Regions from separate parts of the Homo sapiens genome. Here region 1 is linked to region 2. Evidence: chromatin contacts called from ENCODE Hi-C data. All regions are on one chromosome and are shown on one strand. The core of a region is the stretch at or near the end of the contact, and the rest is flanking DNA. Distances in the headings are between cores, read along the strand shown.

Region 1 (3,111 bases), core at 426-2,925, 2.0 Mb after region 2:
AGATCCCCTCTCCCTGAGGGAAGATAAAGATTTTTTTTTATGCAGGAGACATTTGAAATGGAACTTGAAAAATGGGTTTGAAAAATACTACAGGTAAAGATGGAAAAATGGCAACATAAGCAAAATATGGGATTAAAAAAGGGAGGGAGAGCAGAGAAAGTAATTCTCAATTGGCTGAAGATTCAAGTTGGTAAAGGAAACTAGTGAAAGCAAAGAAAGGCATGTTGGGTCCAGAACACGCAGGAGCTAGGGTCGCTTGCCATGCTAGAGTAACTTAAAAACCTGTCCTCTTTCCATCACATTAAACAGTGGTGAAAAATCCGAAAGCCATATTAAAGAAGAGATGTCAGGGATATGACTACTTAAAATTCAGGAAACTACTTTTGTAAAATCAAGAGCTGTTAGGAAGGGTTATACCTGTGCCCTTATGGTGTGTGGCAAACTTGCTCCCTCGAAACCCTACTTGACTCAGATACACAAAATTTTAAATGAAAGCAACTGAAGATGTGGACAAATACTGGCAAGGTAACAATATCAGTACAAAGCAAAACTGTGTGTGGCTACGTGCTTCCAGTTTTTGTATCAATCTCAAGGCAGCAACGTTTACGTAGGTACCAATGACACTCAGCACAGCTTCATGTGCTTGTAGATGAAGTTTTAAAACCACATTAAGAGGCCGGAGACGGTGGCTTACACCTGTAATCCCAGCACTTTGGGAGGCCGAGGCGGGTGGATCACCTGAGGTCAAGAGTTCGAGACCAGTCTGGCCAACATGGTGAAACTCCGTCTGTACTAAAAATACAAAAAAAAAAAAAAAAAAATTAGCCAGGCGTGGTGGCACGCGCCTGTAATCTCAGCTACTCGGGAGGCTGAGGCAGGAGAATCGCTTGAACCCGGGAGGCAGAGGTCGCGGTGAGCCGAGATCACTCCAGCCTGGGCGACAGAGCAAGACTCCATCTCAAAAGATAGATAGATACATAAAAATAAAAACATACTGAGGGTTTGGGTTTGTTTTTTTTTTAATGTCGGGGAGGAGAAAGGTGCAATCCTCCAGGCTATTTTATTCATCAACAAATCAAGGAGTGGGTGGAGGAAATAAACACTCATCGATGGAAGAAGGGGAAGGGGGATCCTGTCTTTTCTATTCCTCTCCTGCGCTCGCTCCCTAGCTTCCTCGGAGCTTCCAGTTGCTCCTCCCGCTCTGCTGGTCTCTTCAGTCTCCCTCTTCCCGCGGCACACCCCTCCCCAACATAACTCCACTCTCCAGTGCTCTCCAGCCACCGCCTGTTCGTCCCCACAGTCCCAGGTCTCCTCGCCTCCTCAGTTCCCAACCCCTGTGTGGGCTCCCCTCCAAGATCCCTCCTCAATCCACACATTCTGGGCCCCTCCACTCCTCATTCAGCCCCCACAACTAGATCTCCCCAACAGGCCCCACTCTGCTGGTCCCCACTCTGTCTGCCCTTAGCCCCTGACTCCTCTCTCCAGTCCCTTCACACAAGGACCCGGAGTCCCCTTCCAGTCAGCAGACAGCTGCCCCGCTCTCACCTTGATCTCCTCCACCCGCCGGGTCAGGCGGCTGATCCGGGTCCCCAGATCCTCCTTTTCCAGCCTCCCGGAGTGTGCCAAAACTTCTGTCACGAACGAGGCCATGGCCAAGACGGGAACCAACGCTGACTGGGTCACTCTCGTAGCCAGCGCCGCAGCTCCCGTCCCGCCGGCCGTCTTGACGCGAGGCCTGCCGGGAAACGGAGTCTCGCGGGCCTCAGACCGCCGCCCGGAAGGCGAGGGGCGCACTACAACTCCCAGCAGGCACCGCGCCAATCCCGAGATGGGATTTCCACGGTGTCCCGTAGTTGGCAAACTGTAAGCAGACGCGTTTTCTTCCTTAGTTGTTTTCAAAGTTCGTTGCTTCCCGCCCGTTTTTCACTGGAGGAAATTAAACGTTTTTAATAACCAGGTCTAACTGAACCTTTCTAAACTTCAAAAGGCTTACTTGTAAAATTATCTAACTGAAAGAGCCAACGAGCCCATCTCGATCTTTTTTCCTCAACTTTTATTGGGCCGCTGTGGCACCAGAATCTACGAATGGCGCCCTCTAGAGTTGTGTAAAGAAGTGGCGTCACCTCATTATAAATAAAAGGTTGCTTATAATTGCATCTATGTACATATATTACATCTACGTGATACATTACACATTTACATTACCTACATTACATATTTATATTACTTAGATATACATAATATTAGTCCTGTGTGAACAAGATACTTAGTACTTTCTGTCATATTATAAATATATAAATGTGTCAAAAGCTTTTAAAAATGGTTTCATTATTTTAATGCATTGCATACAGAAAGATGTTCACAATATTCTATGTATACTATGATTCCTTTTTAAAAACTTAAGTGTATAACCATTGGTCAGAAAACAAAAAGTATGTAAGTATGTATGTAAAGGACAGACATCAAATTATCCTATGGGTGGTGGATTTATGGTATTTATTCTCTTCTCTGCCCTTGCTTTCTCTATTTTTCTGCAGTAAACATACACAGTCCTCCCTTGGTATGGGGGGATTGGTTCCAGAAACCTCCCCTGCCCCAGTAGCAAAATCCGTGGATGCTCAAGTCTCTTACATAAAATGATGTAATGTTTACAAGTAACCAGCACACATCCTCCCCATACACTTTAAATCATCTCTTGATTACTTATAAGACCTAATACAAATCAATCTAAATGCTATAGAGTCGTTATATTGTATTTTGATTTGCATTATTTTTTGTTGTTGTATTGTTATTTTTTATTAGTTTTTTCCAGAATATTTTTGATCTGTGGTTGGTTGGATCCGTGGATACCAAGAGCCAGATGTACTGTTTTGATTAAAAGGTTTTTGGTTTTTTAAAAAGATATATTGTGAGGGTTGACCCCAAGTAGGCACTGACTCTAAGATCCCTGACAATTGTTAAGTGTCTTTGAGACAATCTGCTTATCCCAGTGAAGCAAGGGCCAATTCACATGCCATGAGCAAAGGAAACAAAACTGGGATTGAGAGAGGAAGCACTGAAAACAGCCAAAACATCCTGAGAAACTCCCTTCCTTGGAAAACCAAATCAATT
Region 2 (3,066 bases), core at 559-3,058:
ACAGACGCAGAAAAGGAGGACGAAGTTCTCTTATTTACAGAAAAAAAAAAAAGGAGTTGAGTGCAAAGTGCCTACAGTACTTATTCTCTCAATGACTAACATTATGACTATCTGCCCATAAAAAGATCTGCATAAAAAATGCTGCAGTGTGTCTATCACCAAACAATGTATCATTTATACTGCAAAAGTTGTAGAAGGAGGGTAGGCAGCTTATAAATACTCACCAGCAGACAGTGGGCAAAGTCAGGACCTCCCACTAGGCCAGTGAAATTTCCCAGCTGCTCAGCAAGAGCTAATAGTACCTCATCTTCATCATAAATTGTATCTGGAAGTGACAACAACAGGACTCATCAACATGGATAGCTCTCCCACAGCTGGACACTGACACAAAACTAGGAACAGATTCACTATGCGACCAGGAAGGTGACCCAGTCAAAATCCTAACAGCATTTTCTTTCTTCTCAACCGTCTTCCTGTATCTGCTTTGCACAACGAATTAGAAATTCATACTCCCGTATCAATTACTTTCAATAGCTAAATGGTTGATGTTTGAATATATCTAGCCACAACTAACAATATACTCTGTTCTGTTTCTTTTGCACAAAAAACACCTGGCTCATTTTAATGTGGGTAATAAACTCTAAAAAAGTCAGTGTTGAAAGCTACTGGAAAATGGAATGTCCCTACCTTTCTTTAAACAAAGATTCACATACCTGTAAGAAATGGCAACAATTCACTTCGGGTCCTTTCTACTCCAAGTGCTAGGGCAATTGTTGATAACTTCTTAATACTGTTGAGTCGGAGCTTCAGAAAAGAAAGTAGAAAGAAGAACAATGTAAAGAAACGGCTGAATTTAGATCAAAAGACAAAAGGTGCTAACAGGTGAAATTATGACACAGGGGTAAGAATGAAGATAACCTTTCATTTAGATTTTACTGTTAAGGAAGCTCATAAGGACTTCCAAAAAGAAGTGTAACTCGGCCTCACTAGCCGGCGGAGGATTTCCCAGGAGAAACACTCAGAAGGGACCGGAAGAGAAATGAAGGAAAGACAATACAACACCTAGGAAGTAAGATAATTTTAAAAAGAGAGCACTTTGGCAGTGGTGAAGCAGGTGAAACGGTTGAATACAACACCTGTGGTTTCAAAGAAAAGTTCCCACAGAGCGGATACACTACTCGTCCAGATTAATCGGCCATCCCACCCCCGCTTTCTACCCAACAAGCCGAGCCAGTTCCAAGCCGAGATGAAGGGATCCAGGGGCACTTCAAAGGGCTTCTGGGCATCCTGCGCCCCTCAGCCGCTCCAGCCCCGTCTCGGCCTGGCACCGCGCTTCTCCTGCTCCCTCGCCCAAGAGACGCGGCCACCTCACGGCCCGGATGGGGCGCCCAGGCGGGAAGCGGGTTCCCCGACAACCGCCCGGGAAGGGCAAGGCTCCGGGCGGACGCCTCAGGGGGTCCGAAGCAAGGTTACTAGAGAGGTACCCGGGAGGGTCGGGGCGTGTCACCACAGCCCCTCGCGGAGCATTCCCCGCCTCCCCTTCAAGTTTCTGCTACGAGTCCGACTCATTCAGTACCTCGGCCACCCCCACCGCGACGCAGGCCTTCCCCCTTCTCTACCACGCGACCAGCCGGTCTCGCCTCGGGTCCCCGGCCTCAGTCCAGTACCTGCACGTCTTCATTGCGGAGCTCGTCGATTAAAACCGCGATCGGGTATAGCGAATCATCTCCATCTCCACCCGCTGCTCCTGGGCCGGTCCCGAGCTCTGATGCGCCCGCCATGTTCTTTCTCCTCCTGCTGCTGGTCACCGCCTCCCGCCCCGCGCCCAGGCCCCGCCCCGCGCCCAGGCAGTAGGGACGAAGGCCGCCACGCTGGTTTAGCCGAAGTTGGGGAGCCGCGTTTCTGTCCCGATGATTAAGGCTCCCTTCTGACCCCCACTGCAGGAGTTGTAGGTCTGAACTCAAGAAGACGGGTGGGCTAAGAAAGCGAATGGAACCCCTGCGTCCTTTCCCCAGCCGAAAGAAACAGGGACAGGGATTCATCCAGCTCGTTGTAGTCTGAAGGAGCCAGGAACCTACCTGAATGATCTGCGCTGTGCCCTCTTAAGACTCAGGCGGACCAAAGAGAGTGCCCGAGGCCAGGAGGAAAAAGGCTTTAGCACCTCCCCTGACTTCTTCCTGGCCCTGAGCCACTGGATCTCCAGCCCTAATTTCTCCGCTCAGACTCAAACTTCCACAGAACCCCTCCACCTCTTCCCGCGGCTCTTTCTCCAGAATGGTATCTGGCTCCTGCTCCGTAAGACAAATAACGCGGGCGGTGAGAGAAAATGAACAGTGCTGTCCAAACTCCCCAGTCAATATTTTTTCCACGCAAGCTGTTAAAAACATGCTGCTCTCTTGTTTTTGTGTTTCTTTTCAGTTTGGTACTGGAATGGTGCCTTCTGTTGTATTTTCTTCCTCCCATTTTTTAGCTCTTTAGCATGCTAGAAGTACAACAATGAAGCAAAACTAGGACAAGCTTTAATCCTTCCAAATTGGGTGGGGTGGCTACTTTCTTGAGCAAGAAAACCCAAACTGGCCTCCCTAGACCTCCAAGAGTCCTCAGAGGCAGCAAGGGGAAGAGGTGGAGGTCTGGGAGCTCGTTCTTACAAACCTGAATGGAAAGTTTTCACTTACCCCTGTCAGGGTAGCACAGAATAATTAGAATGTTTTGTTTGTTTTAGACTGGAATTTAAGCAGCTTGGAGTGATAACTACATATGGTGATCACAAGCTCCGAAATGGTAATTCTATGTGCCTGATTAATAAAACTATAAATGCAGTGTAGGAGACAAACTTTTTTAAAACATGGGATTCTGAGGCCGAGGCGGGCGGATCACTTGAGGCCAGGAGTTCGAGACCAGCCTGGCCAACTTGGTGAAACCCTGTCTCCACTAAAAAATACAAAAATTAGCTGGGCTGGTGACGGGAGCCTGTAGTCCCAGCTACTCGGGAGGCTGACATGAGAATCGCTTGAGCCCGGGAGGCAGAGGTTGCAGTGAGCCAGGATCGCACCACTGTACTCCAAT

The links. Hi-C counts contacts between places; a loop is a spot of excess contacts on that map. Pooled maps may share reads with other maps.
Region 1: a loop to region 2 is called in a pooled map, with 24 times the contacts of the local background. The contact joins the promoter of ZW10 here to the promoter of PPP2R1B in region 2. A Hi-C loop is called at or near these places in 5 of 50 pooled maps.

The regions. Positions count from the first base shown.
Region 1 is chr11:113,772,017-113,775,127 of GRCh38, forward strand. It overlaps ZW10 (zw10 kinetochore protein), which reads right to left and starts at 1,676. Exons shown (of 16, transcript NM_004724.4): 1 at 1,546-1,676. The coding sequence starts at 1,650. RefSeq lists enhancers at 1,407-1,676, 1,807-1,866.
Region 2 is chr11:111,764,581-111,767,646 of GRCh38, forward strand. PPP2R1B (protein phosphatase 2 scaffold subunit Abeta) reads right to left here and starts at 1,809. Exons shown (of 15, transcript NM_002716.5): 1 at 1,668-1,809; 2 at 714-804; 3 at 225-325. The coding sequence starts at 1,781. RefSeq lists enhancers at 835-1,738, 1,625-1,804, 1,825-1,874.